Regions from separate parts of the Homo sapiens genome. Here region 1 is linked to region 2. Evidence: read pairs that join two places in POLR2A ChIA-PET (ENCODE). Cell type or tissue: IMR-90. All regions are shown on one strand. Each heading gives the region's core, and the rest is flanking DNA. Links, peaks and the distances in the headings are about the cores only.

Region 1 (6,478 bases), core at 1,107-6,106, 81 kb before region 2:
GCTCTTTAAGTATTCATTTAATGAAGGAGACACATGTAAGCAAGAAGAGGTAACATGTCCAATGTCACGGGGTTGGACAGTCTAGGTAATAAAAGAAGTGTCTTATGTTTGGAATATTGGGTATGTATGAAATTGAATATCAGGAAAAGAAGCTGAGGTGCTACATTAAAATACGATTGTGCCTTTTTAAGTTTATTCTCTATGGGTTTGGAATGTGTTTCTTTTTTTAATATATAGATGTTCTGATCAAGATATATTCAAATGGCAGTATAAAATAAATGGAGTTGTATAGACAGATTTATGGAGATCTATTGTAATAATCTAGGCGAGGCTGAGAAGGTTCTGAACTGTGGAACAGAACAGAAAGGGATGAGCTGGCTAGACATTTCTGAAGTATAGTCGATGGTCATTATGTTAGCTTGGTAATTGGAGATAGGAGAGAATGAGTTGTCAGTAGTGACTGAGATTTCTAGATTGGAAAATGTTAACCAAGATGGAGAATTCAAGAAGAAGAAAAAGTTGGAGTAGGGAAGAAGATAAAGAATTTATCTTTCAATAAATGAAGTTTGAGATTCTTGCAAGACATTGAGGGAGAGGGACATGTCTCATATTTGGTTGGAACCATGGATCAGAGTAAAAAAAAAAAAATAGAAAATTGAAGCACAGGGAGAGCTTTGGGTATTGTGGCATAAAAGTAGCAGCTGAAGCTTAGGATAGATGAAATCACCTAAGGAGAAAGCATAGATTAAATGAATAAAATGGACCAAGGACAGAATCCTAGGCATACATGTGTGCCGTGTGTGTGTGGGAGCGGTGGGAAGGGGGGTAGTTGGGGGAGATAATGAGAGAAATTAGAGAGGGCCTCAGACAAATTGGAAATAGCATAAGATGTAGGACAATCATGTTCTAGAAACCAAAAATGGGAGAATTAGAAGTGTAGATACATTTGAGAGAGAGGGTAGAGAAATTAGGGAAATTTGCTTTTGGGTCTCTCTTTTCTCTGTGAAGCAGGATACAGGGTTATTTGGTGAAAAAATGATAAGCATTGGGGTTGTAGTAGAAAAGCATGAGAGGAATGATACACATTTGGGACAGTCACAATGATGGGTAACAAAGGAATCTTACAAAGAGTATATGAAAGGAATGTTAATAGGTAATATTGGAAATTAGAAATTTTTAAGGTGCTATTTGGCATTACTCTGATTTTCTATATCAGCACTATATTTTTGTATATCATCCTATCGATAATGTTAAAGGCTTTGGAATGGTTTGTTAATCCAAATTTATTCTCTGGCAAGGTGAATTTTTTGCATTGTTAAAGAAGTGAGATAGTTGAAGGCATAGCTACTAGTGTAACGCATATGCCCAATGTTGGGATTTAGTCCTTACAGGGAAGGAAATGAAAGCAAGAGAAACTGATAGTAAGCTTTTTTCCAATGTGATTGCTTTTGAAGGACCTCGTAGTCTTGAAGTGCCTTAAATAAACTTTGCTAAAACGTTTGAAACAAAACAAAGATTAGAAAGGTCAGCAACATTTGGGCAGCTCAGAGTTTCTTGTTTTATTCTTTAAAAATCTGTATTTCGTTGTTTGGCTAACTATTCACTTTATTGCTTTTATATCACTAGATAAGATCCCAAGTTAGTACTTATAGTCAAATATTCTTGAAATTCTTTAACAAACAATTCTGTAAAAAAATAACAAAATGCAGGAAATTCCATTTGGTAGAGTGAAAAAAATTCAATGCAGTTGTTCCTCATATCTGTAGGGGATTGATTCCAGGACCCCCAGTGGATACCAAAATCCAGAGATGCTTAAGTCCCTTTTATAAAATGGTGTTGTATTTGCATACAACCTGTACATAACCTCCTGTATACTTTAAATCATTTCTTGATTCCTTGTAATACCAAATACAATGTAAATGCTATGTAAATAGTTGTTATTCTATATTGTTTAGGGAATAATGACAAGAAAGAAAAAAACTCTGTACACATTCAGTACAGATGCAACTATCCCTTTTTTAAATAAATATTGTAAATCCGTAGTTGCCTGAATCCATGTATGTGGAACCCATGGATATGGAGGGTTGACTATATTTGCAACCAGAACACTATTGGTTCAGGTCCTGGCTATTCCACTTTTTATTTCTGGGACCTTATGCAAGTAATGTTGCCTCTCTAAAGCAGAGATGAAGGAATAACATTAATTTCAGGCTACAGGGAAGAAAAAAGAAAAATAGGAATGGGAAGGCATAGGACTTTATAAAATTTTATCATCTAACTTTCTTACTCAGTAGACAGACATGTCAACTGAGTGGGAATATATTTTCATCATTTTGAATCTTTCCAAAGAAGACAAAATAGTAACCTCTATTGCATTGTTCTACTTGGATAATTTTGGTGATAAGGCCCACTCATTAATTCATTCATTTACTTGGCTAACATTTCCTGAGTACTTACTATGTGCCAGGTTCTGTGCTAAAAACCGGGTTTACAGTGAGGAAAATAAACAAAAGGTAACTGTTGCCAGGAAGCTCAGAATCTAATAAAAGTACATTCACTAAGAACAATAATTCCATTAATGAATAATTGCAAATTGAAATTTGTTTTCTGAAGCAAAAGAATATAGTTCCATGAAAGTATTAAAGGGCTAGAAACAGTGTCCCTAGTAACATGACACTTAAGGTAGATCAGAGTGGTAATTAGGAGGTACATACCAGTTTGTACAAAAATGCTGTTGCAGTGGGGAGCCTAGAGAATTCAGGTGTAACTGAGAGAAGCCTCACATGGCTGGAGCTCTGGCCAAGGGTAAGGGTACAGAGCAGGTGGGAGCCAGAACATGTGTGGCCCTGTAGGCCATTTTAAGAATATTGAAGAGGTTCAGTAAGGTCAGTGACATCAGATTTGTTTTCAAAGGGTCATTGTAACTGTAGATGAAAAGGTTGTATGAGGACCAAAGTGAATAAAAGGAGACATCTTAGTATTCTATTACAATAATAAAGGTAAGAAAAGATAGTGGCTAAGATCAGGGTGGTATCTTTTGAGATAGAGGTAAGTGGACAGTTTTGAAATATACTTAGGTCAAACTGAGGGAATTTGGTGATGCTTTAGGAATGGTAGATCAAAGAGAAGGCAGTATGAAGAATGACTTCTTGTATTTGGGCTTGTGTAACTAGTTGTCAAATGAAGCTGTTTTTTTGAAGTATAGTGTGAATATCTTTTAAAAAATTATTTATTCTTCTTTGGGCAGATTTGACCTTTCCTATTAATGGGAAGAAGGCAGAGTTTGTTTCTGTATCCTATTAATGGGAAGAAGGAGCAAACAAGGTCACAAAACATTAACAGCAGTTCACAGAAGCTACTACATGAGGAGGATGAGCTCTGAGGTCTCCTAGCCTGGGGTTTTTTAATTGCGTAACATTTACTAGGTAGAACAGGGGAGATAGTACAGATTTGCCAATATTTAGGGGTTTTTAAATACAGTTTATGATCAAATCAAAGAGAAAAACAGCAGATCTCTAGTGTTCATTAAGTCAGCAAATTTATAATTTCTCAGTAGTATTACTTTTTAACAAATTATATATTAGCCAGGATCGTCATGTGTGATCTCTTTAGCAGTAGATACTGCTAAACCCTTCCCTGTTCTCTCTCCCAGTTGCAGTGAGTTAAACCATGTGTCGTTCTACCCCCACAGTACCCTTTACTTAATTTACATGTGGCTTTTTTCAGACTGTTAACGCGAGGTAGGAGTTCCTGTAACCAAGGCTACCTGTGTGGTTCAGTCTCTCACAAAACCCATTTGGTTCAACTCCAACTTAGTTTTGACTCATCACACATCTGTGGTTATACCACTGTAAACATCTTGTAGTTTTCCTCCAACGGTTCCCTCCGAATTTGCTTATTTTAAACACACGTTATTTTAAACACAATGAAATCTTCCTCAAATTCAATAGATTTCCTTTCTGATTAATAGTTCCTGAGTAGGGAACACTGAAAGAGTTTAAGTAGAAAAGAAAGATTTTAAGTTGGACTTTAGTACAAGTGCATTTTCAGATCTTTTATCATATCCAGATGGAGTTGTCTGTAGGCACATGATATGGGGCTGGCATATAAAGAATTCTTAACTGAAGGTAAATTAATTTGGGAGATTTTGAAGCTCTAACCCTAGATATGAGCGTCGCTAGGGAAGAAGGATACACTATGGTAGAAGAATAGAGTCTGAACCTTAGGAACTCCAACCAAGGGGTGGCTGGGTTAAGAAAGGTGGTCTTGAAAAGGAGTCAGGAGAGACCAGAAGGCAGGATAAAAACCAACAGAATGGGCTAGTGGAGCACAGGGGCAAAGAGTGCTTCAAGGAGAGAAGAGGCTCTGATGGCTGCTGAAATGTCAAATAAGGTAGAGACTTAAAAATGTCCATCAGATTTAATGACATGCAGATTATTGGAGACTTTGGTAAGAGCTGTTTTTGTTCAAAACCAATTTGAAGTGGGTTCAGAGGTGAGTGGGAAAGTACAGACGTGGAAACAGAAAGTTTAGATGGTTGGCTCTGACTAGGATTGATGAAGAGAGGTAACTGGAAGATGAGGGGTTTAGAGTAGGTTGGGGTAAGTTTTTTTTTTTTTTTTTTAATTAGGATAGCTATTTGACCATTTGAAAATTAAAGACTGCTGAGACAGAGTTATTTTAGAATTTTATTGCCTTTTTTGTGTTGATTATGCATAGGAGTATGTGTTTTGATTTGTTAAATGAAAAACTAGACTGTTTTGAGAAAAGCAAGGTACTCGAATAAATTTTATTAATTTTTTCGTTCATTAGGGAGGGCATTTTTTGCTTGGAAATAGATAATTTAGATATATTTACATGTTTGGTATTTGATAATGAATTATAAAAAGGTTTAGTGACTGAAGCTTTTAAGTATGCTTATTTAAATTTCTAGAGCTGTAACAGTAAATTTTACCCATTTTATAAAGTAGTAGAGAACAGATACAAAGAAGAGTCCCAAAAGCATTTTTTTAAATACTTGGTTTTAAGTCTCCTTTTATCTTAATGATCTTAAGAATTGGCAGTAGTCATCAAAGGGGAGGTAACTCAGAATTGACATTGTATTTAAAGGGGAGGCTACCCAGTCCTAAGTGTTTACCACAGTTTCATACTTAAAATTGGTGTCGTCATAAACTGTGGTAATACTTTGTGAGGCCATGAGTATTAGCTGTGCCAAGATGATTTACAAAGCATGTAACGTATTTTGTTTTATAATCATAAAGTAACTTTCAGTAAGATGGGAGGCCTAATCTATTTTTTATATTTTTCGACTTAATCATTGAATAATATGATTTCAGCTACATTGTGTTGTTCAGGCCAAATAAATATCCTAATAGTAATTTAATCAGAGTTCGGCCCAGAAGGTGCTCTAAGGTCTTAGAAATCGGGGGTAGTTGCTCTATTGTCTGAAAGTCTCTGATGTATGTATATGCTGTTGTTTTTCAAATTCAGTCATGTGAAATAGAAAATGTTTATCTAGATTCCTGCTGTAGCCATAGCCATGATGGAATGAGTACCCATTCCATCAGAGAAACTGTTGGTAGCAAGTCTTATCTTTATTTTGCACTTCCCTTTCTGTTTTTTTTTTCTCTTTTTCTTTTCATTTTTCTTCTATCTCCCCTGCCTTTTCATTTTTTTCTTCTTATTTACTTTCTTTTTTTTTCTTTTCTTTTTTTTTTACCCTCTATAATCTTGACTCTTTTTGGACTTTTCTCTTGATAGAACTTACTCCCTTTTTTCACCTTTGGTTCTATTTCATTTCAGCTTGCCTCCCTCCCTCCCTTCCTTCTTTCTTTCTTTTTTTTTTCTTCCTTCCTTTTTTTTCTTTCTTTTCTTGTTTTCCAAAGGTAACCAAACTAGCAGACAGAATGCACAAAATCCTACACCTTGGTTCCAGACCTGGCATTTTTGCCTGTTTCCTTTGAACATTTTCCTGTGATCTTTTTGACCCTGATTTTTCTCATCAGTAAGACAAGTGTGACAATATCTGCTCTGCTTATCTCACAAGGTTCTTCTTTGTATCAAATAAGATGAGAGGCAGTACAGGCAGAGAGTACCGGGGTTTAGAACAGAGTTCCACACTAACTGGTTACTTGGCTTTGGATGAGTTATTAATCCCCTCTGATCCTATCTCCTCATCTATGAAATGGAGAAAATAGGGTTATTATGAAGATTAGAAATAGTTCATGCAAAGCACTTTGCATAGTCATGGCATTTAGTAGGTGCTCACAAAGATAATAGAATATAATGGTCACAAAATTATGTAATTGTACTAAGTAAAGATAATTCAGAAATTAGGTACTACATAAATGTAATGTGTCAGCCTGCATTAGAGTTACTTAACTTTTTTAAAAAATTGTCATTCTTATATACTTTGTAAAGCCTTTTTTAATCCTGTTCTTTGTTTCCATATCTATTCTCTTTCTTTTAACCAATCATC
Region 2 (9,036 bases), core at 1,805-6,804:
CTGCAACAAGATGCAATTGGAGAAACTGGTTGTTTTACCAACACTTTGACTGGAAGGGTATGCTTCTCTTTAAGGAATCCAGCTTGACTTGCATAGCCAATAAAAGCCCCTTGGGAAAACTGGCCTTATACCTTGTCTACATACTCCCTGTACAGGGTTCCTAACCTGTGGTGCATAACGAATGTCACTTTCTAATAGGCCCATGAGCTCCAACTTATCTTGGGACCTCAAGAGAGGAATTTACTCAACTCATACATATTTGAGGGTACAAACCCATGTCTGGGCTTGGCTTTAAAAGGCCTTATCTCAGATTCATTGTGGAACAGAGTTCCATCAGAGCCAATTTAAAAAACCTTTGTGAAAATAATTATTCTTGCTGCACTTTATGCAAATAATCAGGCAAAGTATAAGACTAAAGTTTATTTTGCAAAGAATCAGTCCTATCATGATTTGTTTTTAACAAAAATGAGGACTGGAGAGAGAAAAAATATGTTTCAAAATGTATCATACACTTGTCATTAAATTCTAGTCTCATTAGTTGTTTTTAAGTATTTGTCTACATTTCAGACTAACCCTGCTTATTTCTGTGAACCAATCAGTGATCTCTGGCTGCAGCTCAGTAGAAACAAAAGGAATGGGTAATGTAAAAATCTGGATCAATATTGTAATTTTGGGCAATTATCCTGCAAATCCTGCCAGGTGATTAGGTAAATGGGATGCCCATAACCTGGAGGTTTCTGTTTAAGAAAATAAGACCAAGGAAGCTAACAAAAGGCAAGCACCAAACACCCAAATCTTAGCAGGCATAACTATAGCCACTAGTTACCTTGGCATGTTGGCAGTCTAAGGATTTTTGAGCTGTCTTTAGCCCCATGTTCTGTTTTAATTCATGTCTTCTAATAACACAGTTTGTTTTTCTCACCTTCAGGCCATCAAACTCCAAATGATAATGCAACTTGATTTTCAGTTGATGGCTCCCTTTTCCTGGAGACCCTTAGATAGGCCTGTAAGAAAAATCTGCCATCTTCCCAAAACAGCACTGCCTGTAAGCAGGAAAGAGTTAAGATGGGTCATCATCGTTATCCTAATGGTAGTTAGATGTACCTCTTCAGAGCAGGGAATGATAGAGGCAGGAGGCAGACAAGTGCCTAGGCAGATAGGGGTGGGTCCCCAGTAAAACCCCACCTCCACGCAAAGGACAGTTTAAAGCCCAAAAGCCAAGCTGCAAGTCAAATCTATGGACCAGATTGATAATCTGTCTTCCCATTTGGCATGTTTTTCTCTGATTGATTCCCACCTTTCACCTATTTTATATATATCTACCCTTCCCTAATTGGTTTTTTACACTGCCATGCCCACCTTTGAGTGGTGTCTTTGTTTTAACCTTTTTTGAATACTCACAAACCAATCAGTGTGCCCTCCCCATTCTGAGCCTATAAATGCCCTGGACCCAGCCACACTGAGATAGAAACCACCCAATGTCGGTGCAGCCCCTCTCTGCTGAGAGCTGTTTCGTCACTCAACAAAATTATTTTCTGGCCCCCTCAGTCTTTGGTTAGAAGCGTATCCTCATTCTTAGACATGAGAGAAGAGCTTGGAACCCACTGAATGTGGGTACAGAGGAGGCTGTAACATAGTGGCCCTCTTCTCTCTGCTGATGGAGGGCAGCCGCCCCACATGACAGAAATAGTGGGGGAGTTGAGCCAGCCCCAAAGCTGCAGATCGAGGAGAGGCAAGGGTCTTGCCAGCTGGGTATCTCCAGCTGACAAAAGTGATCAAGAAAAATCCTGCATCACTCTGATGCTAGACTCATTTCAACTTAACAGAACTCAGGTGCTCCTTCTTTTCTTTGCCCACCTCTCAAACACATACATACTTCAGTTTGAATACCCTCAGTTTATTTCTCAATCATCTCAAATTCTCATATCTATTCTGTTAATCTCTTCTTATTCTCAGCTCTATCAATTTCCTCACTTTCAGGTTTATAATAGCATATTTCACCTTGCTCCCTTAAACTTCTATTTTAAGCAAATGTCCACATTGTTAATTAATCCTTTCTCTTCCTTACTTTAATATTTATATTCCATCAATGATATCACTTTTGCAGTCCTTTCAAAAGAAGGTCACTTTTTCCATTTTTTAGTCTCATTGCCCCTTTCTATTTCCACATTACACTTGTACTAAACTCCCTTGACTTTGAGGTGTCTTTACTCCAAGATTATTCCATTATTTCAACTCTCAGTTATTACCCTACCAAAAGAAATCATCACCTTCTTTAATGACTTTATTATTTGGGTCATTCACTACTCCTTTCTCTGTCTTGTAACTTCAGGATCCACATCAATGATCTTTATAAAATCCTCTTTTCACAGATTTACTTGATGTCTTCAAACCATGAAGTTTGTCTTCATTTTTCAGCTATTAGCAAACATGGCTACAATTTGGATTGTCATCCCATGAAGCACATCTACAAAAATAGGCTGAATTTTCATTCTTAAATACATTTAGTCATTCCAGATTTTTTATCTACTCATTCCTGATAAGCTTGATGTTGGCCTTTATGCTAACCCCTATTCCACTGACTGCTCTCTAATTTCCAATTCCATATCTCTCTCCTAGCCTTGTAGCCTCTTTTCCAAGCTCACACCCATGATCAACAATTTCAACTTTCCCTCCAATAGTGCCCTACAATTCCTTATTAATCCATTACAAATCTGTAGTGACCACATTGCCATTGCCAACCCCAATTAAAGCTGAAACTACCTTTGCAAAACTTATATCAGTGAGAAAAATTATAATACTAGGCTGACTTTTCTTGCTTTTCCCTTAATTATTCCCCAAATTAACTTTGGAAGACATTTAGGCTGTAGTTTAAATGATAATAGCCTTGCCCGAAGACTTGACCACTTTTGTAAAGTTAATGAGAGGCCATCAAGCTGGGCGGAGGAGAGAAGTCTGAGTCCTGCTAAGGTGTAGGCATAAAGGATTATCAGCCATTATTCTGGAGGTCATAAGAGATGCATCTACCCCAATTAATCTTGCAAATAACACTACTATTGTAGATTTGCCTTTTGAGAAATCTTTCCAGGTTTTTGGCATGTCTGATACCCATGGCTCCACCTGGACTCTGCTCCTGTGGCCCCACTCAGAGGCGATTCAGCCCACAGGAGGACAGCTTTCACCCTCTATGATTTTATCTCCACCCAACCAATTAGCAGCAAGCATCTGTTATCTGGCCACCCGACCCCGTCCTCCAAACTGCCTTTGAAAAACCCCTAACCTACGAGCTTCTGAGGAGATGATTTGAGTACAAACTTCGTCTCCCACACGACTTGTCCATCCTAGTGTCTACTAAACTCTTTCTCTACTACAATGCTGTAGTTTTTCATTATGCATGGGCAGGAAGAACTCCTCAGGCAGTTACAAATTCAGTACTGTATTTTCTTTTCTCTCCCCTGGAGTACCAATGATTCCTGGAGACACACTTCAGTTTTATTCAATTACTTCCTCTTCAAAACTAAATGTACTCAATATGAGCTAGGACCTCAATATTCTTCAATAGGTTTTTTCATTATTCATGCAAAACTGATTCTATGTGGATTTCTGCGTCATGGCTATTACAAACTTACTCCTTGTTTCACTCTCACAACGCTCTAAATTTCACTTCCTTATCCCTAGTGACCTTCATTACATTTCAACCATTTAGTTTCATGGCTGCGCCCTAAATCTAATAGTCACTGAGAACTGCTCTACTTCTGAAATCATGAATTCAGACATCCTCCTTTCTAACTGCAAACCCCTAACCCTTCAGCTCATTCCCTTTATTATTTCACTACATGGTGCAGATCAGGTGATTACGTAGCATAGTAGTTAATGGCATAGGCTCTGTAGCCAGATTTCCTGAGTTCTAAATCACATCCCTACCACTTACTATATATTTTGGGTCCTCAATTGGCTCATCTATACACAAGGAGGAAATAACATCTGACTCACAGAGATTTGGAAATCTCTGACAGGTGGAAAATAACATTCATTGAATATATATTATATGTCAGGCACTATTTTACAAGCTTTAAAAATATGAATTAATTTAATTTCAAATAATCCTGTGAGTTAGATGGTATGTACTAACTTTCTGACTATCTATAAGCTCCATTATCCATGTTTCTGTCATTTTCTTTTCAGTATTGTTTTCATGGCATTTAAATGTCTTGGTAATCATCTCAACTATCTTTTTATTGCACCAATCTGGCAATATCACAGTTCTGGATCAATCCAAGAATTTACGTTGTCCATTACAACATGTAAGTGACTAGATTTTGTAGAAGAGTTACATTAGCATACATATTGCTAAAACTATAAATTCATATGATATACTCAGACTTCACCAAAGTCCTGTGCCAATGACTTCTCCTATTTAATTTATAAAATAGAAACATAAGAATTCCTGATCTATAACCTGAAAAAATATTTTCATCCTCAGTTAAAAAGTTAAAAAAAGAGGAGAATAATCTTGCTTAGACTTAATTCCTTTACATGCTATTTGGATGTCATCTCTTCCATCTACTCAGGATCTCCTCTCACACCTAAAATTTACCATTTCCCTCCACAGGCACTTTTGAACTAGTATTTAAATATACTCTGTGTCTCCCATCATAAAAGTATAAAACAGAAAACTTCTCCAGATTCCATGTCTTCCTTCAGCTCCCAGTCTATGTCTCTCCATGTGTCTTCCCCTTCAGAAACACACTTCCTGCAGTTCTTGTGTCAAGATATTCTTCTCCCTATAATTCATTTAAAAACCCATCACAATCTGGCTTCGACCCCAACTCCACCAAAATCATCTCCATAATTTTTTCATGATTAGAAAGAACAACTTTATATTAAATTCAAGTGACACTTTTCAATATTGACCTTGGCTACAGTTGATCCTATTAACTTCACATTCTTTCTTCCAAGGCTTTCTTCTCTTGCCTCTAAACATACTCCTCTCTTCAGGTTTCCAATTACTACTCTGACTTCTCTCATTCAATATTTTTTGTGAAGTTTTCTTTTGACTTTCTCTAAAATGTTGGTATTCCTAAGGATTCTGTCCTAGACCCTCTTCTCTTCTTTCTCTACACAGTTGTACTCAGTAATCTCATCTACTCCTATGACTTCAATTCCATCCTATACAGCAAGTCCTTGAATAGCATTGTTGCATTCAATGTTGTTTGGTTATATGTTGATGAGAAAAAAAAAAAATCAGTTTCTGGCTAGATCCACCATCTGTATGGAGTTTGCACATTCTCCCCATGTCTGCGTGGGTTTTCTTCAGGTACACTGGTACCTTCCAAAAATGTGTATGTCATGTGAACTGGCATGTCTAAATTGTCCCAATCTGAGCGAGTGTGTGTGTGTGTGTACCTTGCAATAGGATGGTGTCCTGTCCAGGATTGGTGGCCACCTTGCACCCTGAGCTATCAGGATAGGCTATAGCCACCCTCAATTCTGGGTAAATAATTATCTTTCCTGTTTTTATTAATCATTCTTAAGCATGTATAGCTCACATTTATTTCAATGTTTACTATTAGTGTTTTGGTCTTCATTGAGAAGTTTGGTAAAGTTTTTGTGACTAGAATTATACCATAGGAACTTTTGTTTATATAAATTTGCTTGTGGTAAAATGGGTTTTGTTACACATTGTTTTGCTTAAAGTTGCAGTTTTCAGTAACCTGTCAACAATATTGTGAGAACTTGCTGTTGTCTGATTAATCTAAACTTATCTCCCTCTCATTTATCTTTCCTGAGCTTTATTCATTAGTAAATAGGCTTACTCAATGGCTCACTCAATACCTCTGAATTTCCTACATGCACATGAAACTGAACATAGAAAAAAAAAAAAAACAGATCCTTATCGTCTTGTGCAAACCTGCTCCTCCCCAGTACTCTATAACGTAAGTTGTCACTTGTTTAAATTAGAAACCAAGAGAAATGCAAATCAAAACCACAATGAGATACCATCTCACATCAGTTAGAATGGCAATCATTAAAAAGTCAGGAAACAACCGGTGCTGGAGAGGATGTGGAGAAATAGGAACACGTTTACACTGTTGGTGGGACTATAAACTAGTTCAACCATTGTGGAAGTCAGTGTGGTGATTCCTCAGGGATCTAGAACTAGAAATACCATTTGACTCAGCCATCCCATTACTGGGTATATACCCAAAGGACTATAAGTCATGCTGCTATAAAGACACATGCACACGTATGTTTATTGCGGCACTATTCACAATGGCAAAGACTTAGAACCAACCCAAATGTCCAACAATGATAGACTGGATTAAGAAAATGTGGCACATATACACCATGGAATACTATGCAGCCATAAAAAATGATGAGTTCATGTCCTTTGTAGGGACATGGGTGAAGCTGGAAACCATCATTCTCAGCAAACTATCTCAAGGACTTCAATTATTTCCTCTACCCCTTTCCCATCTTTTCTTTTCTCTTCTTTTCTTCCCTTTCTTCCTTTCCTACCTTGTTCACTCTCTCCCTCCCTCCACCTGTCTCTTTCTTTCTTGTATTTTCTTTATGCCTATGTTACATATTTTATAACTGTCTATTCCATTTTGAGGAGTTTATATTTTTTATATCTTTAAGTTCATTAATTCTTTCCTCAGCAATGTCTGGTGTCACATTCAGCCCACCAACAGCATTCTTCATTTCTATTACGGTGCTTTTTCTTTTGTTTTTTTCTTAGAGTTTTCATCTCCCTTATTACATTACCCATCTGTTCTTACATGTTGTCCACTTTTTACATTAGAGACTTTAGCACACTAATCAGTTACTTTAAATTCTTGGTCTGATAATTCCAAAGTCCTTAATGTCTGACTCTAGTTCTTATGTTTGCTTTGTCTGTTCAGACTATGATATTTTGTTTGTTTTTGCCTCTCACAGCCTTGAAAATGTTTTCTGAAAGATGTACAGAATGTATTGGGTAAAAAAAAAAATGATGTGAATAGTCCTTTAGTGTGAGATTTTATATTTATTTGGCTGAGTTTGACATTGTTTACTGTTTGCTATAGCTGTGGTGTCAGGGGTTAAAATTTCCTCTAGTGTCCTTATTTTTGTCTCCTCTGTAGTCTTTGGTTTTTCTAATGATTCTTTCTGGCTGGGCTCAGTGGCTGATGGCTGTAATGCCAGCACTTCAGGAGGCTGAGCGGGGAGGATTGCTTCAGCCTAGGATATTGAGACCAGCCTGGGCAACATGGTGAAACTCTATTTTTACAAAAAAATGCAAAAGTTAGCCAGGTGTGGTGGTATGCACCTGTGGCCCTTTTCCTGGACAGAATGAGGTATGTCTGCGTAGTCTCATGGTCCAATAACAAGATGCAGATGGACTGGGAAAGAAGAGAATTTATTTCTGTAACCCACCACAGGGAAAAGGTGGAAGAAATTCACCAGACTAACTCAAAGTTACAAGATTTTCTTCAGTGCTTATATACATTTTAAGCTCTATGCATATGGATGGGAGTGCACCCACAGGCAGTATTGTTTTACTTAATCTATATCTAATCTTTAACTAGGGTCTAGGGTCTGGAATGTTTTCTCTAAAACCTTGGAAAGTGTAATCTTAAGTGGACCCTAGTACAAGGTGTATGTGTAAAAATGCTTTTATCATTAAATCAGGCTATAGGGTCTGATAAAACCCAGGCAGGATCTTAATGGATTTGTTTTTATATTCCAGCCCTCATATTCAGGCACAGCTTCAACAGTTCTCTAATGTTTAACTTATGCATTCATCAGAATTACAGCCAAGGGTTAGTGGACGCTGGATGCTCTGACTGCTAATGGAAATCTGGCTTGCCACAGTCCCAGCTGTAGCAGGAGAATCCCTTGAGCCCAGGAGGCCAAGGTTGTAGTGAACTGTGATCATGCCACTGCACTACAGCCTGGATGTGACTGTGCCACTGCACTCCAGCCTGAATTTATTATTAAGTAATAATAAAATAAATAAATATTCCTTCTTAAATAGAGCCAGAGTCTTACAGCTCTTTCAGCTATACCTCCTATTATTCCACAAAAGTCCTATTGATATGGTGGTAGAATATGAGGAAATGAGAAGCATTTTATAATCCTATGATTATATCTCAGTCTTTTAGAAAACCTGTGTCCCTGGGCTGTGACCTTCACAAGGGCTTCTCAGCTTTTTAAAAAAATTCATTACTTAGGTGAGATAGCAAGGCCAGAGAGGACTTTATTTGGGTGTTTCCCTTCCCCAAAGAAGGGAAAAATTACCAAATCCAAGTCCTCTAGGACCCACTCGGGTCAGTTAGGCTCTGGCAAAACTCAAGTTTGTTAGGTTCTGATAAAATATTTTTCTAAGGGTAGACCTTTGTTAAGGAGAACAGAGAGCTCTGGATATATTTTTAAATGGTTATAGTTTCCCTTCCCCTGCCAGAAGCATGAATAGATTTTTCTTCAGTCTTCACAATAAGAACCAGGCGGGGATCCTATAGGCAAAGCTCATAAAAGTTTGGGGACTTCCAAAAATACCTTCCAGAATTTTTAATTCTCAAGCTAGTCTACACTGAGCCTCTAGAATTTATCAAATAAAGTTCAAGTATTCCTACTGATGCTGGCTCCATCTGAAAGCTTTTTCTCCTGGGCTGCTGCTTCCAGTAAGGTAAGTTAGGGTTCTTTGTAACCCCCTTCCCTCCAGTTTTCAGGGCAGCAGTTTGTCCTGTGACCTCAATTCTTTGTGGGCCTAAAAAGGGATCTTGATTTTCAGTTTGTTCAATTTTCTTTTTGTGGTGAGGACAGGAATGATGACTTTCAAGCTCTTTTCATGTCAGACTAGAACCTGGAAAAGAAAGACTCATATGCTTCCTTTTAATCAACGTATTTACTTCACTTTGGTTCATTCATTCTTATTGCCTGTATTAGTCAGGGTTATCTAGAGGGACAGAACTAGTAGGATATATGTATATATGAAAGGGAATTTATTAAGGAGAGTTGACTTACATGATCACAGGGTAAAGTCCCACAATAGGC

What was found. ChIA-PET counts read pairs that join two places held together with the same protein. Peaks named below come from ENCODE experiments on the same cell type or tissue, not always from the same donor. Only the 100,000 strongest peaks of a DNase experiment are listed, where the experiment ranks them.
Region 1: POLR2A ChIA-PET joins it to region 2 with 7 read pairs; 2 of 35 experiments call an interaction of 5 or more read pairs at or near these places.

Annotation. Positions count from the first base shown.
Region 1 is chr5:110,748,696-110,755,173 of GRCh38, forward strand. All of the region lies in intron 5 of SLC25A46 (solute carrier family 25 member 46), which reads left to right. Among named protein-coding and RNA genes, the nearest start is that of SLC25A46, 13 kb to the left of the region's middle. RefSeq lists an enhancer at 3,860-4,119. In IMR-90, for the core only: no CTCF peak of the experiment used is centred there; a DNase peak (open chromatin) is centred at 3,836.
Region 2 is chr5:110,829,212-110,838,247 of GRCh38, forward strand. No RefSeq gene overlaps it. Among named protein-coding and RNA genes, the nearest start is that of SLC25A46, 95 kb to the left of the region's middle. RefSeq lists an enhancer at 2,669-3,202. In IMR-90, for the core only: no CTCF peak of the experiment used is centred there; no DNase peak of the experiment used is centred there.